Regions from separate parts of the Mus musculus genome. Here all the other regions are linked to region 3. A link is a loop called in an ENCODE intact Hi-C map of the cell type or tissue named here. Cell type or tissue: heart. All regions are shown on one strand.

The links. Hi-C counts contacts between places; a loop is a spot of excess contacts. Peaks named below come from ENCODE experiments on the same cell type or tissue, not always from the same donor. Only the 100,000 strongest peaks of a DNase experiment are listed, where the experiment ranks them.
Region 1: a loop joins it to region 3, with 2.3 times the contacts of the local background. A loop is called at or near these places in 2 of 42 quality-filtered maps.
Region 2: a loop joins it to region 3, with 2.0 times the contacts of the local background. A loop is called at or near these places in 7 of 42 quality-filtered maps.
Region 4: a loop joins it to region 3, with 2.3 times the contacts of the local background. A loop is called at or near these places in 7 of 42 quality-filtered maps.
Region 5: it touches region 3 in a loop (4-fold over the local background); 15 of 42 quality-filtered maps call a loop at or near these places.
Region 6: it touches region 3 in a loop (2.3-fold over the local background); 2 of 42 quality-filtered maps call a loop at or near these places.
Region 7: a loop joins it to region 3, with 9 times the contacts of the local background. A loop is called at or near these places in 8 of 42 quality-filtered maps.

What each region holds. Positions count from the first base shown.
Region 1 is chr10:117,997,484-118,001,483 of GRCm38, forward strand. No RefSeq gene overlaps it. Among named protein-coding and RNA genes, the nearest start is that of Gm32663, 14 kb to the right of the region's middle. In heart, a CTCF peak has its summit at 2,365 (motif pointing left); no DNase peak of the experiment used is centred here.
Region 2 is chr10:117,744,569-117,748,568 of GRCm38, forward strand. It overlaps Slc35e3 (solute carrier family 35, member E3), which reads right to left and starts at 1,790. Exons shown (of 5, transcript NM_029875.2): 1 at 1,217-1,790; 2 at 317-427. The coding sequence starts at 1,618. In heart, no CTCF peak of the experiment used is centred here; a DNase peak (open chromatin) is centred at 1,873; H3K4me3 peaks cover 2,015 bases; H3K27ac peaks cover 1,138 bases.
Region 3 is chr10:118,108,493-118,112,492 of GRCm38, forward strand. No RefSeq gene overlaps it. Among named protein-coding and RNA genes, the nearest start is that of Mdm1, 31 kb to the right of the region's middle. In heart, a CTCF peak has its summit at 1,798 (motif pointing left); a DNase peak (open chromatin) is centred at 1,719; H3K27ac peaks cover 412 bases.
Region 4 is chr10:117,980,875-117,984,874 of GRCm38, forward strand. No RefSeq gene overlaps it. Among named protein-coding and RNA genes, the nearest start is that of Gm32663, 30 kb to the right of the region's middle. In heart, no CTCF peak of the experiment used is centred here; DNase peaks (open chromatin) are centred at 1,807 and 2,627.
Region 5 is chr10:117,790,526-117,794,525 of GRCm38, forward strand. Nup107 (nucleoporin 107) reads right to left here and starts at 2,180. Exons shown (of 28, transcript NM_134010.2): 1 at 2,079-2,180; 2 at 1-33. The coding sequence starts at 2,086. In heart, no CTCF peak of the experiment used is centred here; a DNase peak (open chromatin) is centred at 2,306; H3K4me3 peaks cover 2,468 bases; H3K27ac peaks cover 2,640 bases.
Region 6 is chr10:117,939,514-117,943,513 of GRCm38, forward strand. The region is part of intron 3 of 4933411E08Rik (RIKEN cDNA 4933411E08 gene); the gene reads left to right. Among named protein-coding and RNA genes, the nearest start is that of 4933411E08Rik, 16 kb to the left of the region's middle. In heart, a CTCF peak has its summit at 1,735; a DNase peak (open chromatin) is centred at 1,558; H3K4me3 peaks cover 416 bases; H3K27ac peaks cover 2,486 bases.
Region 7 is chr10:117,729,301-117,733,300 of GRCm38, forward strand. No RefSeq gene overlaps it. Among named protein-coding and RNA genes, the nearest start is that of Slc35e3, 15 kb to the right of the region's middle. In heart, a CTCF peak has its summit at 2,141 (motif pointing left); no DNase peak of the experiment used is centred here; H3K27ac peaks cover 986 bases.

The DNA of each region.
Region 1 (4,000 bases), 110 kb before region 3:
ACACATGGCTACAATGCTGTGATTAATTTTATTATAACTGTAGGCAGTAATTCTTCTTCACGCTGCTGAACTGTATCTAAAGCAGGCATGCTGGGAAGAGCAGGGTCCAGTGGTCAGCCCCGGTGATCTGGCCCTGCACAGACTGCTCGCTGGGAGGAGGATCACAGCAGGTGGAGCTCTAAGTGAGTAGGTTTAAAAGCAAGTTTTTATTCTTACGGTGAGAATTTTAAAATGATATAATGTGCAATTGAAAACCAATTTTAACCAGGGAAACAGACTTTTGTAATTGTGCAAAAGAGAAGGAATAAACATAATAATAAAAAGCAATGCCAAATCCCAGCATTTTATTGAAGCAGAAGTTTCATCTTCTTTTCAGGCCCTTTAGCTTAACTGGGTCTTTATTCTTCTGCTGTGTTCATGATGAAGCACTTGTGCCTGGATTATGGGAACTTCAACAGCTATCCACACTCCTCCACGCCAGGCTCCAGCAGCTGAAACAATGTTTCCATCATCGGCTCAAACAATCAACGCGAGTGTGCACTTAGCTTTTCTCCAGCTTTGCTTAGCAGAACTCAACTTTCACTCGTGTCAAGATGGTAACACTTCTCCAGCCTCCATGGCTGCTCATGTGGCTTCTATCACAGACAGACAGTTTTTATTCTTCTCCATAACATGAGGTAAACATAGTGTAAAACACCCAACTGGGGAGTGGAGAAGTGGATCAGAAGTTAAGCGTATTGTGCATTGCTCTTGCAAAGGACCCGAGTTTGATTCCCAGCTCACAATTGCCTGTATCTCCAGTTCTAGGAGAACCTATGTACATAGATAGACATACATGTAAAAATTTCAATAAAAAAATCTTAAACAAAACACTCCCTCTCATTTGTCTCTATTTCCTTCTGCCCCTCTAGACACACATGTGAGGGCTGGAGTTGTAGCAACTATCTTGGAAACATGAGGCAAGGAGCCAATATAGAAAAGTAATGCTGAAAGGCAGAAGGAACCTGGGGCCCCAAGGTATCTTTGAGCAACTGACATGCCCCCAGATGCCATGTTTTTCAGTCATGAGGGAAAGCGAAGCTATTTAAGACATTGCTAGATAGAAATTAAGATTTTTTCAGCTAAAAATTTCACCAATCACATTTTTCAGATAAGGGATCTGAAACAGCAGATAAGTTGTCAAATTTCTATACTTCTTCAGGGTGCTCTGGGAATTTGGCCTTTCACAGTCTGACCCAGAATCAACAGCCTTCTCTCTCGGACATGCTAGATTTCTCTCTTGGACATGCTAGATTTCAGTCTAGTCAACTCTCTTTCCCTCTGTTCCAGTCTTGTTTCTGATTACTCTGATAAAATACAATAAAAATAACTTAAGGAGGAAGGGTTTTGGGGGGCTGCCGGAGACCAGGCTACCTTTCATGGTCCACTGCACCAAAGAGTTCATTTTAGCACGCAATTCCAGGATGCTATCAATTATAGCAAGAAAGTTAAGGCAGAGGTCCTAGAAGCAGTCAGTCACCGTACACCTGTAGTGAAGAGCAGACAGAACGAATACATGAATTTTTATTGCTTAGCTCATTTTGGTACTAACCCAAGCCCAAGGATTGGTGCTGCCCATAGTGGGACAGGTTTTCCCACATCAATTGAAGTAATCAAATCAATCCTCACCCCCCCCCCCCCAGACATACCGATAGACCAACTGGAACTAGACAAACCCTTATTGAGGCTCTAGATCTGTGGTTCTCAACATTTCTAATGCTGTGACCCTTTAATACAGTTCAGGAGAGGTGACCTCCAACCATGAAATTATTTTTGTTGCTGCTTCTTAACATGTTTACTATTGTTATGAATCATAATGTAAGTATCTGTGTTTTCCAATGGTCTTAAGAAACCCCTGTGAATGACTCCCCCCACCCCCCGCCCCCGCAAAGTGGTCAGGCTCCACAGGTTGACAACCATTGCTCTACATTGTTTTAGATTTTCAATTAAAAGTAACCCACCACTCCTTCCCACAAATGTCAGTTTGATATGTCAAGAACCAGATCTGAGCTCACATGTCACTTCCTTTCATAAAACCTTCAGTATTCTCCACCCCACATACACACAGGGCATGAAAGTAGGAGGTTGACTTTTTGGGGAGGTGAAGGGAATCTGTGGGGGCAGATAGGGGTTAAGAGGGGATGACATGAGGTACACATGATAGAAATATATATATATATATACTCCCAGAAATAAGACTCAGATTAAGGGGCTGGAGAGATGGCTCAGCGGTTAAGAACACTGACTGCTCTTCCAGAGGTCCCGAGTTCAACTCCCAGCAACCACATGGTGGCTCTCAACCATCTGTAATGGGATCTGATGCCCTCTTCTGGTGTATCTGAAAACAGCAATAGTATAGTCATATACATCAAATAAATAAATACATCTTCACACACACAAAAAAAGACTCAGATTCAAAATATATTTACAAATACCGTGATCATATAGCTATGCTCTCTTTGAATAGGTCATAATTTTCAACAACCCATATATTCCAGTTTATATCCTGTGCGCAGGTACCATGCATCTGTCTCATCACATCCTCCCAGGCAAAATTTCTGCGCCTGGCTCCATCCCAGAATCCTTTCTGCCTCCTGGATGTCTCACCTTCTACTCTAGCCTTTCTCATAGGCATACAGATACATGTGCTTCTGACTCCAGTCTGTGTTGCTGTCTGGGTGATGCTTTTGGTAGTTGTCATGGAGAGCCCAAACTTCGCAAGGGACATGGTCATTTAGTGATGGCCTTCCACAGACAAAGCAGGGGAGAGCAGAGATAGGCACTCCAGTTTGAGAGTGTTCGTGGCGATGGAATCTACTCTCCAGAGTAAGTTTACCTGTTTATATCCCTCTCCCTCTACTCCTCTCTGTCTCTGTCTCCATCTCCCTCTTCCCACCCAGTACCCTTGTGTGCATGTGTATAAATATGGGTGTGCACATACCTCAACAGGCACGAGGAAGTCAGAGAAAAATTTTGGAAGTTGGTTTCTCTTCCATCGTGAGCTGTGGCGATTGACTGGAAGGACGGCTTTTACCTGTTGAGCATCTTGTCGTTCCCAGAACCAGATACTCTCGGAGTGAAGAGGTTGGTATAGGAACAACATTGAGGACATATTGACCAAAAGTTGGGAGAGACTCAGGTGAGCCCCGGAGTCAGGTCTCTATCCACAGAGCTCTCAGGGGCTCCTGCACCCCCTCTTGCCATCTGTTGCTATTCACTCTTTAGCCTCAAAGCTCACACACTCCCACACCCTGATGCCCACATGCCTGCTGTCCCCTGTGTGTCTTGTCTCATTTTATCTCTTTCTCTCTTTCTTCCCGGGCTTCAAGTGCCAGTGTGAGAGTCACTCTCTGCTCTCTTCTCCTCATCTTCTTCCCTCCCCTCCACACTGACAGTCCAACTGCTTCCCCACTTTATACACACCTGTGTGTTGTGTATATATATGTGTGTGTGTGTGTGTGTGTGTAGTGTGTGTGTATGTGTGTGTATGTGTGTTTGGTGTGTGTGTGTATTGTGTGTGTGTATATGTGTGTGTGTATGTGTGTGTGTGTATTGTGTGTGTGTATGTGTGTGTGCATACACATCCTTAATCCAGCATTTGTCTAGCAACCCACAAGCAGGGCTCTCTCTTACTCTCTATGGCCCCCAGTTACTCTCTCTGTCTGTCACAAAACAGGTGCTTGAAGGATCATTTATTGAAATTTTATTTTGAATATTACCTTTTTTCTTTTCCTCTAATAACCCCCTTTGGAAGGTGACAGCCAAGAGTGTAAATACTAGGCAGCCAACAAGGGGGGAAACTCGGGAGCAGGAAGAGGCCTTAAGCTGGATAATCGGTTCTTGAGTAGTGGACCACTGACCTACATAGGGGTCACAGTAATTCAAAACCATTCTCTTCCTTTTCACTTCAAGTGAACAGAGCCTTTCTGTTAAGAATGGGCTTGTGTAGTGATAGAGCGAC
Region 2 (4,000 bases), 360 kb before region 3:
ACTTTATAATCAAAGAGTAAATGACACATGCGACCGATGAACTTAGGAAGCAAAACCTTACTGCTCATTTTGTGAAGACTTCCAAGAAGTTTGTCCCCAGCTGCGCTTAAGCAGGGGTACCGTGCGCTTACAATTGGACACTTGGTGGGCATCGCACACCTGAGCTGCTGTCTCCTCTGCTCTCGTCACCTCCTCAGTTACGCTTTCTTCTCATGTCTGTTGTCTCTATACTTGTAGTCTCTAAACCTTGGGTTACAGCTTCAAAATTTACAAAGTCTACTAAAAAGGCACAAAAAGAAAAAAAAAAGTTACCAACCACTTGATAAAGGGACGTGACTACCACACCAAGGGCGGCAAACACCATTCCAAGCGAATGAAACTTCACATCGTAATAAGAATTTAGGATTACACCTACAGTAATAGGAATCTGCAAAGACAAAGAGGCAAATGCTGTGAGATTAAATTCAAGAATGATGTCTTACAACACTAAGGAAACATAACAGTGGGGCTGGGGTGGGGGAGCACTGTAAGTTTTCTTTGGGGAAAACTGCCAATCCTTCTCTACAGAGATTCACATACAACTCTACATCTGGAAGAAAATATGAATCCGTGCGTTGTGCTTTGTAAGGAAACAGGACACACATTTACAGGGAATAAAATAATCCCCCAAACCAGTACTTAACACATAAGCATAAACAAGGAAGGAGGAAAGCATTATGACTGGAAAAACGAAAAAACCACTAAGTGCTAATGTTATTTTAACGAATCTCCTTTTATGTAAACACAAGGCACCCCAGCAGTGTGCCACTGAAGGTGTATTCCGAGGTATTTTATGCTAAACCATTTCATGTTTATCACTTCTGGTTCGATTTCCTGGGGATATTCTTTTCTTTCCAGGTTGAGCTTTCGCAGATATCCTGACACACTGAACTGTTCCATTAAGGCAGCTCTCTCCCTCATCAATCCCAGCAGTTAAAGATTTCTATCAGGAACACACCCATTTACTAAATAGCAGCGGAGTGTCGAGATGGCCTTTTCCACCCCTCCCCAAACAAGCTTCTTATAAGGGCCTGGCTCGTGTGTGGAGTAAAGATTATGGGAATGGGCTTCCGTCGTGCCAGGCTATAAGCAAGGTGTATTCAGTTTTCCCGGGGAGAAAGGCAGCCAGGTAGCTGGGCAGGGACAGGCTCGCGCAGCGGCAGCGGCAGCTACTCACCAGCGTGAGCTGTATTCTGACGGAGAATCTCTTCTGGTACCAGAAGGTTTGGATGGCTATGATCACCGGCGTGGTCATGGCCTTGGCCAGCTGATAGGTGCCTATGGTGTTGTTCTGCAGAGAAAGGTTGGTGAAGACCACAAAGCCACAGAAGCTGAGGGCCAGGAGGAGGAGCTTGGAGAGCGGCAGACTTTTGGGGGCAAAGATGTTCAGTTTCTGGCAGATGTACAAGCCCAGCCAGGTGACCACGAAGTGCACCAGGGTCAGGCTCATGTTGGGGAAGCCGTGGTGTACATAGATCCATTTGTTGAGGAACACGATGCAGATGGACACCAGCAGGTTGAACAGGAGCCCGGCGGCGATGCGCCCGTTGCCCCGGACCCGGTCCGCCAGCGATGCCATGATGCCCGCCGGCTGCGGAGCAGCGTCCTCGGCCGAGCCCGGGCTGTCCAGCCTCCCCGCGGGGCGCTCGGACGCTCTCCCGCTGTCCCGGCTCTCCGCCGCCGCGCGCCCGCAGCCGCCCGCTCCACGGTCCGGCCGGAGACAGGCATGCGCCAGCCGGGTCCCGGTCGCTGCGCCGCGAGGTAATAGGCCGCCGCCCTCCGAGCGGGTCCGCCACGGCTCCTCCCAGCCCCGCCCCCGCGCAGCCACGTGATTCCGCCGCGCAGGCGCGCTCGGCGCTCCGCTGGGTTGCTTAACTCGGCTGGAGGGAAGCCCTTGGCTCCCAGGGAAGATTAGTTTCTGTGGCCGATTCCCCGACTTACTGGGAGGCGCAGATTCCCCGCCAGTTTTACTCTCCACGTTGCTGAGCTGTTTTAATCCTCTGAAGGGGGGCAGAGCATTACTTACTGAAAGCATATTTTAAAATATCTTTAAAAGTCTAAACAGGCCGGGCGGTGGTGGCGCACGCCTTTAATTCCAGCACTCAGGAGGCAGAGGCAGGCGGATTTCTGAGTTCGAGGCCAGCCTGGTCTACAGAGTGAGTTCCAGGACAGCCAGGGCTATACAGAGAAACCCTGTCTCGAAAAACCAAAAATAACCGTCTAAACAGGTAAGAGTGGATGGACAACTAACTGTCGTCTACTGTAGATTTAAACATATTTTGGCGTATTTGCCTCGAAAAACTTTAAACCACAGAATTTTTTACCCACGAAGTTTTTTTTTTTTTTTAGTAAAACCTAAGAAGCAAGTACATTTACCTGTATGCCCAAGATATTAATTGCACTTCTAAGAGGCATATTATAGTAGCAAGCATGCAGTCCAGTTTCAAAGTTACAGAGCTGGAGAGGAAGTGAAAAATTATATATTTTTGGTTTTGTTTTTCGAGGCCGAGAACTCATTCAGGCTAGACTCGATCTCAATATTCACTTTTATTCACACTGTTACAATATGAGAGTGGTATTTCTCATCTGCAAACGTCAAATACCAACTCAAAGTCTGTCCACACTGATTGAAAACGTGGACCCCCCACTTTTACAATGTTACAGGGATTAAATAGAGCAGACTTGGAAGTCTCTACAGAGCTAAGGATGACACAGAACGGATCTCCCTGCTTCCACCCATTGAAGTGTCACATGCCTTGCAACTAATGTGTAGTTTTAAGTTTTGGACACTATTTCATAGGTTTTTATGATCTGTTTGCTTATGTCTCTGCCCGTTTTCTCCAGGATACCGTTTTTTTCTAATTGGCACTGAAAAGAAGGTCTTTGCATCAGAGGCACAAGAGACTCTTTGATGAATTTTCCACAGTTAATTACGTGTGTGTGTGTGTGTGTGTGTGTGTGTGTGTGTGTGTGTGTGTGTGTGTGTGTATGGGTGCCTGTGTGACGGTCAGAGGATAACTCGGAGTCAGTTCTCTCCGTCCACCAGATGGACTGAATTCATGCTGTAGGGTTTGGGAAGCAAGCACCTTTACCAGATGCCGTCATATCAGCTACGTTCCTCTTTCGTACCGCATTTTTTTTAGAGAATTGCCCGTTTACTTAGATGTCTTGTCTTAGTTGGGGAGGAAAGGGTTTGTTTGGCTTACACGTAGCTGTTTATCACCAAAGGGAGTTAGGACTGGAACTCATTCATACAGGGCAGAAACCTGGAGGCAGGAGCTGATGGAGGCCAGGGAGGGGTGCAGCTTAGGGCTTGCTCCGCCTCACCCCCCACCCATCATCTCAGGGATGGCTCCACCCACAATGGGCTGGCCCCTCCCCCAAATCACTAATTAAAGGAAATGACTTACAGCTGGATCCTGTGGAGACATGTTTTCAGTTGAGGCTCCCCCTTTCAGATTACTTTAGTTTGTGTTGCCATAAGACCAGCACACGTTCAACTATTCGTCCATTTCATCTATAGTTACTTGAATTTATTATAAACATTAGCTTTTCCATTTTCTCTCTGCTGCTTGTTGTGCTGGTTGTTTTGTTTTGTTTTGTTTTGTTTTGTTTTTTTGTCAACTTGACACAAGCTAGAGTCAATTTGGGAAGAGAGACGCTCAATTAAGAAACTGCTGCCAGCAAGTCAGCCAGAAGATGAGCCCGTGGGACATTTTTTTCAAATGTTACTCCATGTGGGAGGCTCAGCTTACTGGAAAGTGCCATCTTTCTGTAGGTGGTTCTGGGTTAGATCAAGCAGGCTGACCAAACCCTAGGAAGCAAGCTGCCAGGAAGCAGTTACTAGAGGGCCTCTGCTTCAGTGCCTGCCCTCCCGCCCCTCACTGATGGAATATTAACTAAAAGTGCAAGGTAAAATAAGCCCTTTGCTCCCCAAGTTTCTACAGCAGGAGAAACCCTA
Region 3 (4,000 bases):
AGTTAGTAAGCAGCTAAGAAGATAGAGCATTATCCCGAGCTTTTGTCCCCACCGGAAAGAACACGATCAGGACAACCGGAATCTTCTGCGGCAAAAGCTTTATTGCTTACTTCTTCAGGAGCAAGAGAGAGAATGGCAAAACCCCGTCCCTTTTAAGGAGAATTATCCTCCACCTAGGACGTGTCGCTTCCTGATTGGCTGCAGCCCATTGGCCGAGTTGTCGTCACGGGGAAGGCAGAGCACATGGAGTGGAAAACTACCCCGGCACATGTGCAGATTATTTGTTTACTACTTAGAACACAGGATGTCAGCGCCATCTTGTAATGGCGAATGTGAGGGCGGCTCCCCACAGAGCATATCAGAAGACACATGCAGGTTAACAAAAGTCGGCACCTTAGTGAGGTTACGTGCGGCTAGAATAGTCCTTCTGAGTTCATAAGTTGCATATTACTGTGGCTATTATGAATCTATGATTGCTGACATTGTGCCTGCTACTGCTGTCTACCAGTACCACCATATATACCTCGCGGACATTACCTCATGTAATGGTATAGCATCATTGCTGGGTAGGCATTGTTATCACCTGTAGGGGGTTCAACAGCCCTCTCACAGAGGGTGTATATCAGATGTCATGCATGCCACATTTACATCACAATTCATAACAGCAAAATGACAGTTGCAGAGTAGCAATGAAATAATTTTATGGTTGGGGGTCACCACAACATGAGGGACCATATTAAAGGGTTGCAGCATTAGGAAGGTTGAACCACTGGTCTAAAGACTGAAGTTACAGAGGTGCCTCACTATGCCTGGGCCAAAACCTCATTTTTCCTTAACAGAAAAATATTTATTTATTTATTTATTTATTTATCTAATGTATGTGAGTACACTGCTGCTGTCTTCAGACACACCAGAAGAGGGCATTGGATCCCACTAGAGAGTGTTGTGAGCTACCATGCAGTTGACAGGAATAGAACTCAACACCTCTGGAAGAGCCATCCAATGCTCTTAACCGCTGTGCCATCTTTCTAGACCGCCCCCCCCCCCCCGTGCCTCAAACCCATTTTTAATAGGATGGCCCAAACTATGGAACTTTAGGTAAAAAAAGAAGAAGAAAGAAAGAGAGAGAGAGAGAGAGAGAGAGAGAGAGAGAGAGAGAGAGAGAGAGAGAAATCCATATAAGGTTTAAATCACAGCTTAATACAAATATCCTAAAGGTTGTAGTGATGCTTAGAAGAGACGCCAAGATCAGTACTGACTTTTTGGTCTGGGAACCAATTCTTGTTCTTCAAATATAATAGACCCTAGACAGGGGTCCCTCTCATTATCTTCCAATCAACACAAGTCTCACATCTGTGACCGGATGACTTTGATGACATCAAAGATCTACTTTTGCTTTGGGGGAGGGGGGGTGTTAAAGGAGACTTTTATTTGGGGGAGGGGGGTGTTAAAGGAGACTTTTATTTTGATTAGCAAAAGAGATTGTTGATTATGCGCACTGAGACGAAGACAAAGGTCTCTTGATGAGACTCTCCAAGGTGCCTTGAAGAAGTACACTGACTTTCTCTCTCATGCATGCAGAGAGAGGAGTATTTGCTGGGTCAGAGCAGGGTGTAGGGTGGTGATGGTGTGGCTTTCCTGGATGCCCTTTATCTTTAACAGGAAGAAACTGGAGACGTCAACAGTCCTCTGGCCTCCCCTTACCTTACCATGCTTTGGATGCAGGGGTTATTGAAGGTTTTCCAGCCAACTTTTCTGCCAGTTTCAAAGTTAAATAGTATTTGGGGAATGCCACCTAGTGGTTGACAGCTCTTGGTTTGTTGCTCACTGGAAGAAGAAAGTAAATCAAACTCAGGCCAATCAAAGTCTCCTTGAAAGTCACTGGAGAGAGAGAGGCCAGCTAGGTCATCCTTTAGCTTGCATAAGCAAGCTCGTTAATCAACCTTCCTGGGGCTCTGAGGCAGAAAGGGCAGGATGGTTCAATGCGTCCTGAGTTCAGAAGCCCATCAGCTTCCCCGTGGACTTTGATTGCCTGTGGCCTGCCATGGCCCCATGCCTTTCAGTCCCAGCAATGCGTGCTTGGGAGAGGACAGGCTCCTTGCCGGGACTCCCAGCTCTGACTTAAAGTCTGTCCTTTCACTGACCCCATCTCTCCACTCCTCCTCCTGACTGACCCTTAGTGAGTGCTTGTCCCCCCCGCTGTGCTGAGAGCTTGCAGGCTTTTATTCACTCAAGGCTCGCCACATCATACTTTTTATTACTACAGTTGTCTTTAAATTTTTATATTTTCTGACCCTTCATAGAAAATGACTCATGTTTAAAGCAGACTATGGAAACTAGAGGATGTCTCTCCTCTCACAGGGCCAAAAGTGACAGATAATCACCATGAACATTTTGCTGAAATCCTAGCAGACCTTTTCCTGTTGTTACGAGCATGCATAGCTTAAAAATCAGCAGCACAGATGTAAAATACTTTCTGCCAAAAAAAAAAAAAAAAAGAAAGAAAGACTAGAAACATTATGTCATGTCAATAAATATTCTATCCCATGATTTTATTAAGTGGCATCATAAAACATACCAATAATTCAGTTGCTATTAAACTCGAGGAAAGTGGGGCTGGCAGGCAATGTTTAACTCAAGCTGCTGTTGTTTTGCTGACGCTTTCCTGAGCATGTACGCTGCACTGTACTCACACTCAAACGGTTTTTACAAACACCAGCGGCTTAGTGAACACAGGTCCCTGTGAAGTGGGGTATTTGCAATGACATTTTACAGAAGAGAAACTGAAGATCTGAACTCAACAACATCGCCCAAGTTTGACCGGTCTGTACTGAGGGGACACCAGCGCAACCCACGGGTCTTGAATTTGTAGACTTGAGGGTCTTTCTCGTTCCCAAGGACCTCACCAATGCTGGGCTTGACCGAACATCCCGAATGAACATTCTCTTGTTATCCTCACGACGGGAGCAGAGAGAACTGCCTACCTATACCAAAATTTGGGATCTAGAGTAGAAACTATGGATTGGGGGGGGGGAGCTGAGAGAGGGGCTTGCGGATTTTCACAGTCTTAGCAAGAACTCTCTCCGATTGCTTGACGTATATAGCACTTTGTCTTATCCTCCCAAGAGCCCCAAGAAAGTAATACTAATATAATCTCATTTTACAGATGAAGAAAATTAAGATTAGGGAAATGGTTGGTGTCAGGTCAGCTTTCTGGATGGCGGGAGGGAGGCAGGCTTAAAGTCCACTGTGTCTGATCCCTGAGTCTCCACAGTGGCCGATTTCTTCACGGCAGTTAGTGTCCTGCTGTGGTTTGTACAGTGACAGTCACGGGTCCTCCCCCTGGCCGTGAGGGTGTGTTTGAAGGAGAGGTGTGGGAGAGATGAAAGAATAGGGATGATGAAAGAGACTAGGGTAGCAAAAGAGTCCTGCAGAGTGTCTTCTGCGATAAAAACAACACACGAGGAAGACAAACCCACAGTTTTTGAGGCAAAAAGTTGGGAAAGCAGTCTTGAGCTGTTGATAAAATGGAATTTTGTTGTTGTTGCTGCTGCTGCTTTCTTTCATGTAGGCAAAGAGGAAACAGAAGTCACTGTGTTAGAAACAAGGGTTTTTTTGTTTTTCCCCTCCAGTGCTCCAATAGAGAACGAAAATAAATTTTCTAAAAAGAATTTGCTCACAATTCTTTTCATGTGATCATGAACACCAATAAAACAGCATTCCTGTAGATTATCCTTCAAATTTGTACTTTTAGAATAAAACAGTCTTTTGGGTACGATGTCTGTTTAAATGGGTCCCATTTTGGTTTTTAAGTCTCAAATGAAATATACTCCACACTTCACACGAGTTACGAAAAATGAGTGTGTAAACACCAAGAGCAGGGGGTGGGGGGTGGGGGAAGTGACTGGAAAGCTGACGTTAGCAGATATCTCAACTATATACTCTCCATCACTCTCTGACAGTGCTTGCGTAGTTATCACCATGGAAACCAATGTCCTAG
Region 4 (4,000 bases), 130 kb before region 3:
AATATATGCAAGCACCTTTTGTTTGGTCTGGTTTGTTTTTTCAAGACAAGAGTTTCACAGTGTAGCTCTGGCTGTCCTGGAACTCACTTTGTAGACCAGGCTGGCCTCGAACTCACTGAGATCGGCCTACCTCTGCCTCCCGCCTTGCTGTCAGACACCATGTTTGTTTATTTATTTGTTTATTTATTTACTGGAGACAAAGCAATGTAAAAGGTAGAAGAAGCAGAGAGGAGACACCGAAGGGAAGCTGCTTTTTGCAAGTTTATAGTTTGGGGCAGCAAAGATTATTAATTGCCTAAACTAATTAGGCAAATAGTACCTTTGCCACAAGTTCTACAATAAGTACTGAATATTGTCAGAAAGAATCATTGGTTTTAACTTATGGATCAGAAGGGACAGCTGGCAGTCATAGAATCTTGCTTAGTACAAAAAACAAAAATCCCCAAAACCCATCACACCGTAAAAATTAAGGCAGATGCACGACCCAAGGCTGACCAGCTGCATTAAATATAAAGTATAAATGGATGGTCCCAGGTCTTTCAAAGCTATAGTATCCCATGGCAGGTAATGGGTTTGTCTCCATTAAGCAAATCAAACAAACCAGAACCCACAGAATGGATGTTAAAGGGTCCGGACTGGCCCCACCTCCTGAACGCCTTTGTGTAAAAGGTGGTTTCACAACATTAAGGTGAGGTTGGTGAGGCGGTCAGGAGCAGTGGTGGCAAGCTGGGGTTGAGGTCACAGGGGAGAGCTGCTGGGGGAGGGGCAGCAGGAACCAAGGCTGTGCGCATCTAACAGTTCCGGTGGTCCCTCACATCCCTGGCTCATCTTCTGGGCTACAGTCTCATCCTGTAAGGCAGTCTGCCGAGTTGTTAGAATCGGGTCCTGGGAGACAAATCCCCCGCTCTGCCTGGGGCCTTTTCCTTCTTCTGCCTCGAGATTCCTAGGGACTCTTTCATTTTTATTTCTTCTTAGGATCCATCGTTTCAACAGTCTGATGGATTAAGCCACACAAACGTCTCTTTAGACCAGTGGTTCTCAACCTTCCCAATGCTCCCGCCCTTGAATACAATTTCTCATGTTGTGGTGAGGAATAAAATTATTTTTGTTGCTACTTCATAACTGCAATTTTGCTACTGTGATGAATCATAATGTAAGTATCTGATTTTTTTCTGATGGTCTTAGGCGACCCTTGTGAAAAGGTTATTTGACCACTAAAGGGCTCGTGACCTACAGGTTGAGAACCACTGCTTTAGACCCTCTTCATTTCTGTTAGGCTGGCTTCCGATAGTTTATTCTTCTTTAGAGTGGAGAAGAGAAATGACAAAAGAAGAGAAAAAGAACAAAAAAGGAGAAAGGAACAAAACTCCAAGACACGACAGCGTGTGTGTTGGGGGACAGGCGCTGAAAAGCTAAAATGGCCAGCAGGTGTATATGAATATAAACGATTTGTTTGTTTTAAAACTCACTGTAAAGAGAGTGGCGATGGAGACGATGGCAAGAGGCACAAAAATAAACAGCAGTAATTTAAAAAGAGGATAACCACAGGAATAAAAATATGAGGTGAATTTGGCAAAGGACCCAGCTAACTTTAGGGCCAGTTCCTTCAAACGCTTGTTTTTACAGGGTGGTAGGACTTTAAATCTCTCAGAACCTAATGAGACCCTAGACACTCGTGTCTTAAATACACACAAGCACATATTTTGTTGGTGTGCATTTTCCTGTGGAAGGAGCCGAGACTCAGATGTGTTCTTGGCTGTCGCTGCAAGGACAGTTTCTAGGACATTTTATTTGGCTGTTCAAGCTCAGGCGAATTGTCAGCAAATAGAGATTGGTCTGCAGAAATAACGTGGCTTCCTGGAACGTCAGGGGAAGGAAATGGGTGGTTTCTTTAATTACTATAGCGTTTCCTTGTGTCTGTGTTATAACTAAAATAGATGTTTGGCTAATGTCCCAAGGAGGAAAGGTGAATCTGGGAAATGAATGGACCCAGAAGCTATGTATAGCTGTGTTCTTGGTTAAGACAGCATGGCTCTTTGTCTGCAGTATCCTGACTACATCGAGGTGGACTGAAATCTGTTCCCTGATAGGCAGTCCGTTGAAATCCAAGGGCTTTACTATTTACATATGGAGAGCTAATGACTTTAATGTAGGCAAAAGAGCTTATTTACAAGGAAGCTGTGGCTGAGGCTGGCAGGAAGAGTGTTGCTAGGCCCTTAATTAATTGATTTGCTAATTATTCTTTTCTGCTGGGTGTTGAAGTACTTTTCCTAATGAGCAGCAGAAGCAGGAACTCTGTGGAGAGCAGCTTTAGCACAATCGTGAGCAGGGGTCTCTGGGACGGTGTTTAAGGGGCTTTTGGTTCCTTCGATGATGAAATCCTGCACTTCATAAAATAGAGGACCAAACATCTCCCTATATCCGGGTTTATTTATCAGTTTATGTGACTTAACTCAAATCTGCACATTTACTAAAATTGACACTAAATTAGATAGCGTTCGAGTTTAAACCAAACCAAACCAAACCAAAACATTTCCGCTGAAAGGGTGGGACGGGAGTAAAGAGGCGGCTTCTTGGTCAAGAGTATTTCCTCCTCTTCAGAGGACCCAAGTTGGCTTCCCAGAGCCCTTGTCAGTCAGCTTTCAACTTCCTGTAACTCCAGCTCCAGGGTATCTGCTATGCTTCTGGTCTCCAAGGACACCTGCACACATTGCATGAACGCATGCTCACACACACACACACACAAACACACACACACACACACACACACACACACACGCTTACAGTACACACTCACACACACTCACATACACATTCACATTTACACACATGTATTCACACACACACTCACATACACTCACACGTACACACATTCACACACATACTCACACACACACTCACATATACTCACACATACACACATTCACACACACTCTTACACACATTCAAACACACACTTTCACACATACACACACATTCTCACAACACACAAAACACATTCACGTGCACACTCACATTCACACACTCACACACACATACATTCACTCTCACACACAACACAATCTCACACACATTCAAACACACACACAACACACTCTCACCTTCTCACAGACATTCACACTTTCACACAATTTACACACACACACACACACACACACACACACACACATTCACACATTTAAATGGGGGTGAAAATAAAAATAAATCTTAAAAAAATAAGATGACTGCAGTGTCTGGTTTTGTTTTTGTTTTTTTTTTTTTGGTTTGTTTGCTTTTTTTGTTTTTTGTTTTTTTGACTTCTTAAAGACACCAGTGACATGGGACAGAGGGGATGAAACAAGTCTCCGAGTTCCTCTGTGAATTTGACTCTCTGGCCCACACATACAGAACCCCAGTGTGGTAAGCCCAGCACTGGGGATGGACACAGGGGGATCCCTGGGTCACATTAGTCGCCCAGATTAGCTGAATTGAGGCACTTCAGGTTCAGTGGAGAGCCTACCTCAGAAATAGAGACAATTGAGGGAGTCATTTAACACTGACCCCTGGCCTCAACACACACATGCACACATGTATACCCGAACACACTTACACCACATCCACACTTACATCTACACCTACATCTATCTATCTATCTATCTATCTATCTATCTATCTATCTATCTATCTATCTATCTACCTATCTATCTATCTATCTACCACACAAAAACAAACACACAAAGACATCAGTATTAGACAGATCCCTATTTGGAGGCTGCTGTGGGAAGAGTCTGGAAGCTTCACTCTAGCCTATAGACTCGAAATTCTTCTGTATTTGAAAGTCTTGATACAGAATAAAAAATATAAAAACCTTCAGGAGATTTTGAGTCCACATACTAAATACAAACTCATTTTCACTTTCTTGGACTCCCTCTCATAACCAATTCGGCCTGGACTCTCTCCTCAGTCTGGGGTGTGTCTCCTTTGTAGTTTCCTCCCCAGCTTAAGCTCCCTCCTGACACCA
Region 5 (4,000 bases), 320 kb before region 3:
ATCACAGGGGATGACATCCCCCCGAAGCCACTCCTAGAACAGTATAATCAAGGTCTTAGACGGCATCTTTGAAGGACTACCGTTACAGTTAGGGCAAAGAAAGGATCTTCGTCAGTCGAGGGACGGCTCACCCCAATAGCCAAGTCTTGGATCTTGTTGGCAAGAATAACCTCTTGTCTCTGAGTCCTGCTTACTCCCCCAAATCCCACCCAGTGCTCGGCTACCAGCCCTGTCTTTGACTGCCTAGTATCACAATAGTATGTTCTCCGCGGAGTTATCTTAGAACCCGAAATTTATACTACAGTATGGCTTCATAAAGGTAAATCTTTTCCTCCATCAGACCAAAGAGCTGCTTGACTACAGAATTCTCTACAAGGAAGGACTCTGCACTCTCTAAAATACGGTGATGAGTTAGCTGCTTGTTGAAGGGCTTGGTTTTAGCCCAGGCTCACACCTCTAATCCAAATTGTACTACATAGGAAGTGCCAGGCCAATCTGAGACAGGGTGAAAGCAGCTTCAAAAACAAACCCAAACAAAGAAGGAACAGGCTCTGAGAATTCTTCTTTTTTTTAATCCTCATGAAAACTTCACAGAATATATCTATACAAGCTAAGCCAGTCATCATGTCACTAGGCAATATCATCATATGGGACCACTGTTATATTTTTGGCCTGCATGCTGACCAAACACTGCTATGCAGCCAGGACTATACTTCAGACTGTGAGTACGATATGGCTTGGCGGGATGAAAGAAAAAGTGAAGCAATTCTAGTGAAGAGGAGAAATGGCCCTTCAAGTGATTTCCCTCCATGTAGACTAAGGATGTCTCCTGTCTTAGCACAGTGCTATGGGCCTCCAGCACTGTCATCTGACAGCTTATAAACTAAACCATGGGGGTTGATTTTAATTATCCTTCTAGTACACCTTTCTTCCACTTAAAATCTCCAGCCAGCTTCCTCTTCTCTGCAGACTCAAGCTAACACTCACCAGCACAGTATTTACACCACCATCCTAATTTAGTTCTGCCCATCAAGTCCATCCGCATTGCTGGGAGCATTCAGCCACACAAGCGTGAACATTTTTCATGACTTTATATCTGAGTATGTTTCTTTTACAGAGGTCTATATGTGTTCCCCTGTCACTGGATGTTCATCTATCTACTTAAGTTATTCATCAAACAGCTTTATGGAGATTCAAAGGTCCCTGCTGGTAATGTTTCTCTTTCCCCCCCCAGAACCTAAGGGTTACTACGCAAGCACTCTACCACTGAGCTATATCCCCAGCCCCATAACAGGGTTCTATTTAACTATGCCATTCCTTAAATCTCTTACAGGCTCACTGTTCTATATAGATAAGATCCTCACGGGATTGCTCTAAAACTAAATGTGCCACTTAAAGCTTAAGGAACACACATAAGATAACCCCTAGCACAATGTTTTCAGTATCAATAATGTGCTATTATTACTCAAAAGACCAGCTAGCAAGTTACTTTTATAGGTTTGCCTGAAACTCCTGTGACAGGGAGATAAAACATCTCCTTCATTTATTTTCCCCGCAGTACAGTATAAATACATCGTATTACACTGCTCGACTGTCTTCACTACACAATCTACTCCCCGATGCCAAGGGCCTTAAACAACCCATCTTCGTGTCAGGCGAGCATAAATCATTTGAGAGGGAGGGAGAAATTCAACTCCCTAGGGCCGGCACTTTAAAGTCTAAGCTGACCACCGTTACCCAATAACGTACAGCTGACATGACTTAATAACCGCAATAAAACCACGCTGAGGACGTCTGGGCTGAACTGTCAGTGCGGCTGATGGCCCTGAGCTCGAACTGCTTCATTTCGCATTTCGAATGCGGGACCATCACAGACCCCCGCACACTTCGGAGCGAGCGCCGAGAAGACCCGGGAGGCGCGGCGTGGAACCCCGGGGATCCGCATTCTCACATCCCCGCTCCAATCGCGCCAAGCGTCCATTCCTCCACCGAGGGCCAAATCCCTGGCCGCGGAGGCGGTTACGTCGCTAACAGGCGAGAGCCCCAGTCTCGGCCGAGGCGTCCCTACCAGGACTGACCTGTCCATGGCTTCAGCGGTCTCCGCCTAGAACCTTGCAACTCTTTGACTGCAGCCTGGCCGCCGCGTTTCAGCCTTCCCGCTCTCCGGAAGCACACCCTTCGACCCGGAAGCGCGGCCTGGCTAAGCCAGTCCCAGAGAAACAATGTTCCCGCTCGGCGCATGCGCGACTTTCGTCTCCAGCCGCAGGCTCAGTGGGCGCAGGCGCGGAAGTGTGCCAGGGAGTGACTGCGTGGCTGGGTGGTGCCGGCCAGGCAGGAAGGGGGCGGGGAAAGGGGCGGAGCTTGGGTATGTCGCCTGAGCCTGGCTTGTGGGCGTGGTCTGGGTGGGGCGTTGTTCTGGGAAGCCGGAAGTCTATAACCTGGACTTTAGGAATCTGTTGAAGAGTCTGCATTCAGCGTTCTTGTTTGCGGTTCAGCGCCACTTTACGGGATCTGGCCTGTCTCGGGGCGCTCACCTCTTTGAACTGTGGTGTAACCTCACTGGACGGGTTTTGAGGTTGTTTTCTCTCGTTATTTATTTCTCTTTTACGGAATCAGCCGTTTTTTAAGAAATCCAATAAAAAAAGCAAAGCATAAGAAAGCCACATGGGAGGCTGAGGCAGGAGGAAGAACCACGATTTTGAAGCAAGCCTGCACTAAGAAAGCCTGACGATAGTAATAATAGCAATTATTATTGTTGCTGTTATTATCATAAATTTTAAAAGTTTTGGGCGTGGGAATACTTACCTGTTCCAGTACCTCAAAAATGTTAGGTCTCAGGCCCTCCAAATATCTAGAAATGAGCTCTGGCTGAACCATTTCTGATTTCTGGCGGTTAGATAAACGCCAGCATTCCTCAGGAACTCCTGTAATGCGTTTTCCTTCGGTCTTCTTAGCTACTTGTCCCCACAATCCCGACTCTGCACTAATTTCTAGTCTCTGCTCTCTCATCTTGCACACAAAACTATCTTGAAGAGCTCCAACAGGCGCAGACATTGCAGACACATCACCAGCAGGTGTGGCCCTCTCCCTTCCCCTCTCCCTTGCTAAACCGTTAGATTACATTCCTAAACCTAGCCACCAAGGTCTCTTCCCTTATTTGGCCACATCCTTATGCCTGACTAAAACTCCGAGGTCCAACTATCAAAATTCACTAGCTGGCTAACATGTCCACTTAGGACTTACCAACTCATCCTAGCACAGCCTTCCCCCTTTCTCCTGCAGAGACACCTGCTGCCTTCTTTGGCCGATCCAGACGGAGGCAACACCTTCTGCTTGTCCGTCTTGGGTAATACATTTCCTTTGTGCTGAGCATTTGGTGTCTGGGTGTGTTCTGTCCTGACTCCCATCTCTTGCTGATGTAACTATTCTCTCCCATTCTCTAGCTTCCCCGGCCCTGGCCATGTCCAGCCTGTTTCTTTTTCTCTCCGCTCTGGGCACTTCCAGGTGCCTCTGGATCTTTTCTCTCTCTTACCCACATTAAAAACCTTATCCCTAACGGAGCAGTCACGGTGGCAGTTTCTTTACTGTGCCCGTCCCATGCACAGAGTAAGGTACAGACAGGAATCAGGGCCATGCTCAGGCCCTACTAAGTTAGAGGCCAGTACGAGTTTGTTGTTGTTTTGTTTGTTTCTTTGTTTTGATACCCAGTCTCAAAAGAAAAGAAAAAAGTAGTACTATAGTATCCCTTCTAATCCAGAGCTGTCTGAGTAAAAGGCAGTGCATCCAGCTGCCTGAAGAATTCAGTTGTTACTTTTTTGCTCCTCACTTTGAAAGCAGACACTGTTTATTAAGTAACCAGATTACAACCATAGTGTTAGAAGGGCCAGCCAGGGAGCAGCTTGCCCTGCAAACCTGATGATCTAGCTTCTGTCCCTGGACCCCTGGTAAATGTGGAAGGAGAAAACCAACCACAAAAAAAATTGTCTTCTAGTCTCAAAAC
Region 6 (4,000 bases), 170 kb before region 3:
CTTGTCAGGAGTCCCTTTTGTAAAATGGGGAGACACCTTCAGAGCTGGGAACCGAGTTATCTGGGAAATAGTACATTCAGCCCAGGCTTCAAAACTCTTCCCTGCTTGTCTCTCTGGATTAATGCTCCAGTCTGCTTTGCTGCTGCTGTGATCAACTCTAGGACCCAACACAACCCGGAGAGGGGAGGGTTAATTTGGCTTATACCTAACATTTTATTATACATGACATCAGAGCAGGAGCTCAAGGGAAGAACCCAGGGGGCCCTGCTATACAAATCAGGATGGTCTACAGCTTGCTGTTTAGCCCAGCCTGGCCTAAAATCTACCATTCTCCTGCCTCAACAACTGGAGGGCTGAGGTTGCAGGTGTGCACAGTCTCCGTGCCTTGTTAGTTAGTTTTCATTCAATGAATAGGTCACAGCAACCGCGATTGCTCGGTGCTGCCCATTGCTACCTAAGGTCACAGGTAACTGAACAGCTCTCGTCTCGTTCTTAACACTTGGTGGATGTCGTCTCGTTCTTAACACTTGGTGGATGCAGCCGTAAAGTGGAGAAGTCCATTGGCTGACCTCTTCCCTGTGACCTGCAGCCAGACAGGGCTTAGAATAGGTTGAAAGGAACTGGTTCTTGATCTGCTTGTTGAGCTGGTTTTTGAGATACGGTTTTCCCCCCAGTTTCTCTGGTCTCCATTTCCATATCGGTATAACTGTGATGGGCTTGGCCTGCCTTCAGTATTCTGGCAGCAGTTGGGCAAGGTGGTGCACGCCTTGAACCCCAGCACTCCAGCACTTGGGAGGCAGAGGGCTGTCAGATCTCTAGGAGTTGGAGGCCAGCCTGGGCTACGGAAGAGTTCCAGAACAGGCAGGGTTACACAGAGAGACTCTGTCTCAAAACCAACTAAAACCAAACCAGAAAGAACTCTAGCTGAATCTACTTGACTGGTCTAAGAAAAGGATTTCGGAAAAGGACTCTCCACTTGGCCCAGAAGCCAGAGTTATCTAAAACAAAACAAAACAAAACAAAACAAAACAAAACAAACCAAAACAAACCAAACCCCATAAAGGCCTTGCAAATTAGGATAATTATAGATAGCTACGTCATCGATTTAGTCAGGTATACATAGCTGACATTTAAACTTATTTCAGATTCTCCCCTCTCCCCCAGCCCTGCCCCAGCAAGAGAGTGAAACCTTATTGTGGTTTCGGTCTTATGTAGCCTTTGCATCTCCTTAAATTTTTAAGAAGAATTCTGAGACTTTTACTTTTCATTTTTCTTTCTTTTTTTTTTTTTTTTTTGGACTGTAATTACCCACAACATTTGGTCTGGAATTCCCCTTAAGATATTCTCAGAACTTCAGGATCCTGCCGAGTTGTCACAGGGGTAATGTGAAAACCAGAGTAAATACGGCACATGGGGTTCCTTCATACTGAATGAGAGGCAGTTGTGAGTGGAGTAAATGTGTCTGGGAACACACATGCACACCTTGAATTTGATACTGAACTACTGCCTTTGGAAGGCACATTAACTTTCCCCGGTTACCAGGGTTTTCGTTGACATGCTGGGCTATAAATAGCTCCCTGGAGGTGCAAGGGAAATGACACATGACTTCCTTCTTCCCAGGGGACTTAGGACATCAGGGAGTGAAACTCCCTTGCAAATGTTCGGCTCCTTGTCTGCTGGCACTGTTTATAAGGTCACATTTTAGATTAGTCTTCTGAGGTGAGGAATAAAAACGGCAGACAGGGGCTCCCCGAAAGGGCTGCTTCTCAGGGAAAATAATTTTGCATGGAATTTACCTAGTGCACTGCATAAAAATTCTTAGTACAGAATATCTGATACAGTGTAAAAAAATGTATTTCCCTTGAGTTGCTTAAATGCCATCATGCTTGGTATATATAATATGAGGTGCCTTGTTCTATAAATCGTCTCTCCAGAGCCTCTGTGCTGCGTCTCCTGTATGAGCAGCTATGGCGCCTGTTTAGGAAAGGGGAATTGAGTAATTTCTTGCTGAATTCAAACAACATATAGCCACCAGAGGAAATGCAGAAAAAAAAATCTTTATTTTGCTTTGTTATTTTTTAGAGTAAGCAATTTATCTACAGAATTTAGGGGGAAAAAACCCATGTTCTTCCCATAATATTTTGTCTGCTCTATTTCTTGTAGACTTGAAAAATAGGCTGGGTGGGGAGGGCCTGGCTGTGTGAGCCGGGTCAGCAGGTGAGAGCTGTTTGAGCTCCCATCACACATAGCCTGCTTGTCTTTGAATCTCCCTGGTATCTTCCACATAGCAGGCCTTCTCTGAAAAACTATCAAATGTACTAAAATTTATTTTGTTGTGAAAATAATTTCGAGGCCTCCGAGGACTCAGACAGTGCTTGGAAAACGTATTCCTGGATGCTTCTCATTTTAGCTGCATTGCTCTGCTGAGGGGACCCATGTGTGTGATTGAAACACGGGGCATGAGCCTGGGAAGAAATTATAGATAGGAAAAAAAGCAGCAAAAACTGGTAATGTTTGTTAAATATGGGTCACATTAATACAGACTTGCTTTACCTAGCAAGTCAGAGGCTTTGATTTTAGTGTTTAGAGGGATATGTATATACAATATACAACATACAACATATAACATATAATATATAATATATAATAAATAGACACACACATATAATATATATGTAACACACACACACACACACACACACACACACACACACACACATATATATATATATATAATAGGACTTGCTTTTCTTCTTTAAAGAGTTTTATCAAGAAAGCAAGAAAATCAGGTTCATTTTCTGAAATCAGACCCCACTCCTGAGTCCATAAAGTCTAGGCTAGCCTCAAGCTCTTGATCTCTGTTTCAGTCGTTCAAGTGCTGGGATTATAAGTCTGAGTGACAGACAATATTTAAATACACATCAACAATTTAATGTACTGAATAACCCTTTTTGTATAATTGTCATTTCTGCCTTTTAAGACTAATAAACTCCATTGGACATAGTGGCACGCACCTTTAAGCTCTGCACTTGGAAGGCAGAGGCAAGTGGATTTCTATGAGTTTGTAGCCAGCCTGGTCTACATACTAAATTTTAGGACAACCAGCTACATAATATGACCCTGTCTATAAATGATGATGATGATGATAAACTGGGCCAATGAGATGTCTCAGTGGGTAAAGGTGCCCGCTGTCACACCTGAGGACCTGAGGTAGATGCCTGGTGTCCACATGGTAGAAGGAGAAAACCAATTCCCACAAGTTGTCCTTTGACACCCGTGCCAGGGTATGTGTGTGCCCCCTCCCCCTACCACATACACACAAAGTAAATAAACAATTAACGGAAGCATCAAGATGAATACAGTGATGTTCAGAGATGTCAGAGAGCTTGCTGCAGTGCACCCAGTGAGTGGCAAATTAGGATTCTTCCCCCGAAGTGTCTCCGACACTGAACAGATGCGTACACACGGTAAGTCGAAACGGTGTCAAAACATCTGTTCTTTTCGGGTTCTCTCTTGTCTGTAATTATTACCTGTAGACTCTTTCTTGAGTCTTCAGGCTAGATCAGGGTGTTGCTGATGTGAAACAATAAAAGCATCCCACCTCAGTTACCAGATCTGGCAGCATTTCCTGGCAGTATCTCCTGGGAAGTCAGACTGGGTAACACTGAATTACTTTGACTAAAAGGGAAAACAGAAGCTAGAGTGTTTAATTCTCCCTCCGGCTCCCTCTCCCTCCCCCTCCCTCTAAAAGGCAGCGGCTGTCAGGTTTCCTAATGCTGCGACCCATTAATACAGTTCCTTATGCTGTGGTGACCCCCCCCCCCAACCATAACATTATTTTGTTGCTACTTCATAACTGTAATTTTGCTACTGTCATGCACCATCTGTAACTATCCCTGTTTTCCAACTGTCTTAGGTGACCCCTGTGAAAGGGTCATGTTCCTCCAAAGGGGTGATAACCATAGGTTGAGAACCACCGCCTTAAAGAACGTTGGATTTA
Region 7 (4,000 bases), 380 kb before region 3:
GGTTGAAGAGTTCTCTAGTCTAAGCAGGATAAAGCAGGACTGCGGAAACCCCAGCCCTTAAAGTTCCTCGCCCACACCTGCAGATGTGTGGTGTGTGGATTCTCAAAGAACATGGGCCTGGTGCATGGGACAGGTCCCAAGGCACCATGGGAGGCAAGGGCAGATGGTGACAGGATTGCACAGATTGTACTTTGTTGCCAACAGAAGTATGGTTAGGACGTACTAGTCAGGACGAAATTGATTTTTATCAAAGCCAGAGTATACACAGCTTATCTGGAGTCAACATCAAAAGAGGGCACGTGCATTCCTGGTGCGGTCTGCTCATGAAGAGCCACATTCCAGTCTGACGGCTGGCTGTGCACAGTATGCCAGAAAAACGTGCAGTGGGAGGGGCAGACCAGGATTACTTGGTGACAGTCAGAGAAGGTATGACTCAAGATGGCTTTGGTCAGGTCAGGCTGGAACCTACAGTCTCCACATGCAGCTCTATCCCACGTTACAGGAGCCTAGAGCTCCACCACAGTAGGCTTTCCCTAACCCGGCGGTTCTCAGCCTTGCTAACGCTGTGACCCTTTAATACAGTTCCTCATGCTGTGACCTCCAACCATAACACTATTTTCATTGCTATTTCATAACTGTAATTTTGCAACTGTTATGAATTGTAATGTAAATGTCTGATATGCAGGGGAGAGCTGGTGGGCTGACCAACTCAGTAACCACCCAGGTCCAGATCATCAGGGCTTTGAGTTGACCCAACCCAACATCCACCTCATCTATGAACGTCTGGGGCTCATGAAGTGGCCGGACCTGCAGATCCAAAGCAGTAGGACCTCCATGTCACAGAGCAACAACAGGATATCTGGGAGAAGCCCCAGTAAGGATCCAGCATTGATAGCGAAGCAGAAGCCAGAGGTGGAGAAACAGACCAGTGACTCACGGCAATGAACATCTGCAAGTAAAGATGTGTGGACAGAAAGGTATAGCGTGTGACACACTGTGACACACCGCAGCTTCCACGGTGAGATCTTCTATGTTTTGTTTCCTTTTGGTGGGGAGATTGCAAGGGCAGGGGTTAGATATGGAGGGATGGGGAGATGAGTGGGGTTGGGATGCATGGTGTGAAGTTCACAATCAAGGCTGGAGAGATGGCTCAGTGGTTAAGAGCACCGACTGCTCTTCCGAAGGTCCTGAGTTCAAGTCCCAGGAACCACATGGTGGCTCACAACCATCCTTAATGAGATCTGATGCCCTCTTCTGGTGTGTCTGAAGATAGCTACAGTGTACTTAGATATAATAGTAAATATATAAATCTTTATATAAAAAAAGAAATCCACAATCAAATGTTTTAAAATGTTTATGTAAAAAATTTTAAAATTACTAAAAACAAAGAAAACCGAACACGACACCCAGTTGCTCAGGGATGCGCCCAAAATTGCAAGTGACAGCTATAGGCACCCTTACTCAATGGGGCTCTCCTTCCCAACCCGGAACAGGCAGCCCGCAGCCTGGTAGCTGCTTCAGCAGCCACTGGTCTGCCCAGGCTCTTCTCGAAACTCCGGTGATTCTGAACATCCACAGCCAGCCTGGGATGTTTAAGAATTGGAATGAGCTGGCCGGTGGTGGCGCACGCCTTTAATCCCAGCACTTGAGAGACAGAGGCAGGTGGATTTCTGAGTTCGAGGCCAGCCTGGTCTACAGAGTGAGTTCCAGGACAACCAAGGGTACACAAAGAAACCCTGTCTTGAAAACCAAAACAAACAAACAAAAGAGTTGGAATGAGGCACAACCAGCCATCTCACCATCTCTGTCCCTTGGATCAAATGATATAAGAATCTTCAACTTTGCTCGAGTTCCACAGATGAGATGACACAGGACCTGCCCTGACTACAAGGCAATAATGAGAAACTGGCTCACTTAAACTTTTAGAGTAGACACGAGCAAATATGAATGTTTCAAACAAAACCCAACGTTAGTCTTTTTTCTTTTTCTCCCTCCCACATTTTTGTTATATATTCTGAGGGCTGGAGACGGCTCAGCAGTTAAGAGCCCTTGCTGCTCTTGAAGAGGACTTGGTTCTTTCCCCAGGATCCACATGGTGGCTCCCAAGCCCTCTGTAACTCTAGTTCCAGGGTGTGGAATGCCCTCTTCTGGCCTCTGCGAGAATCAGCCGTGCTTGTGGTAGAGACGTAGGTGCAAGGGAAACACTATCTGCATGAACTTTTATCTTTTGACTCTTATGGTTGTGGTCAACAAGTCTCTCCATAATTCTCTAAGATGTACAGGCTGTGGGGGTTGGCTTGGCTCTTCAGCTCCAGCCAGAGACAGATCAGGAGGCCCGCCATTGCCACAGGGAGTCCTAGAAGATCTCAGACTGATTCTATGTCTCCCAGGGTGACTGGTAAGACCCACCCACTCCTGTCCCCGCAATGAATGTAGACCTGATTTCTAACTGAAGAAACAGGAAACGGAGAGCGCACGCTAGGTACAGAATATTAGGTTGGAAAAGGGAAACCTTAAAAGTTAAACATTTAGCTGGGTGTTGTGCCTCCCAGCTATAAGCCAGGTGCTCTGGAGGTAAAGGCAGGAAGAGTGTATCAATCTCGGTTACATATCCAGGCCAGCCTTGGCTGCGGGAGGCCCGTCTCAAAACAAGTGAATTTACTGTGCTTTCAGCGACTAAGGTTGTTCTGAAACAAATGTTAAGGTATTAGTGATTTTAACATAGCAAGTCTTTTTTTTTTTTTTTTTTTTTTGGTTTCTCGAGACAGGGTTTCTCTGTGTAGCCCTGGCTGTCCTGGAACTCACTTTGTAGACCAGGCTGGCCTCGAACTCAGAAATCCGCCTGCCTCTGCCTCCCTGAGTGCTGGGATTAAAAGCGTGTGCCACCACGCCCAGCAACACAGCAAGTCTTAAGAGGTTAAAGACTGAAGCTTAGGAAAGGTGGTATTCAGAGAATGGTTTCTTTATACTGTCATTACTACTGAGATAGCACAGAACACACACACACACCATCCAGATGCACACAGGCAGGCCCAAGGCTGCAGATAACTAACCTGACCCTCAACAAATAGGCTGTCTTCTCTTTCCAACCCAGACCAGGCGGCCTGCAAGCATCAGATAGCAGCAGTCTCACTAGGCAACCCCGAGTAGGTCTAGAATTCTGTATATAGATTAGGAGGGCTTCTAATTCAAAGATCCACATTCCTTGGCCTCTGAGGGCGTTGATTAAAGGCGTGTACAGCCACACCTGACTCCTTCCCATTACCTTAATGCTTTCTGTTTTATTTAGACATGTATGTATATATATACACTGCATGCAGAATTAGAGGAAGCCAGTAGGTGTCCTCTGTCATGCAGCCTTGTTCCGGAGAGACCTCTCACAGAAACTGGGCTGGACCCATCAAGCCCTGGGGAATCCTCCTGCCTCTCTATCCCACACAGTACTGGGTTTAAGGGTTTCCACATAGTTGCACCTAGCTTCTATTTTTAAAACTTTATGTGTAGGGCCAAGCTGGATGGCACAAGCCTTTAAGGAGACAGAGATCCCTGAGTTCAAGGCCAGCCTGGTCTGCATGGCTGTTGTGCCTGCACGTCTGTCTGTGTACCACTTGTATAACAGGTACCCGTGGAGCCAGGAAAGGCCATCCATCTCCTGGAACTGGAGTTATAGATGCTTGTGGGCTGTCATGTGGGCGCTGGGAATAGAGTCTCTCCAGTCTCCTGTTGGGAGCCGACTCTGAGCAGAAAGCGGCTATCAGCTCTGCAGCCATTTCTGGCTACTTACTTGCGGGTGGTCCTTTTCCACCCCGACGAGAGACTTGCTTTTCCTAGCATGATGTTTCTGCAGGAAGCCCACCACGGCTGAACACACTCTGATAACAACTTGATCAGACAGCCTGTTTTGTCTCCATTCTTCGAGTCTCTTGCCATTCAGTCCCCACTCTCTCTCTTGCAGACCCCCTTGACCGTCCCACGGCGCCCGAACAGTCCCCCATGCCTG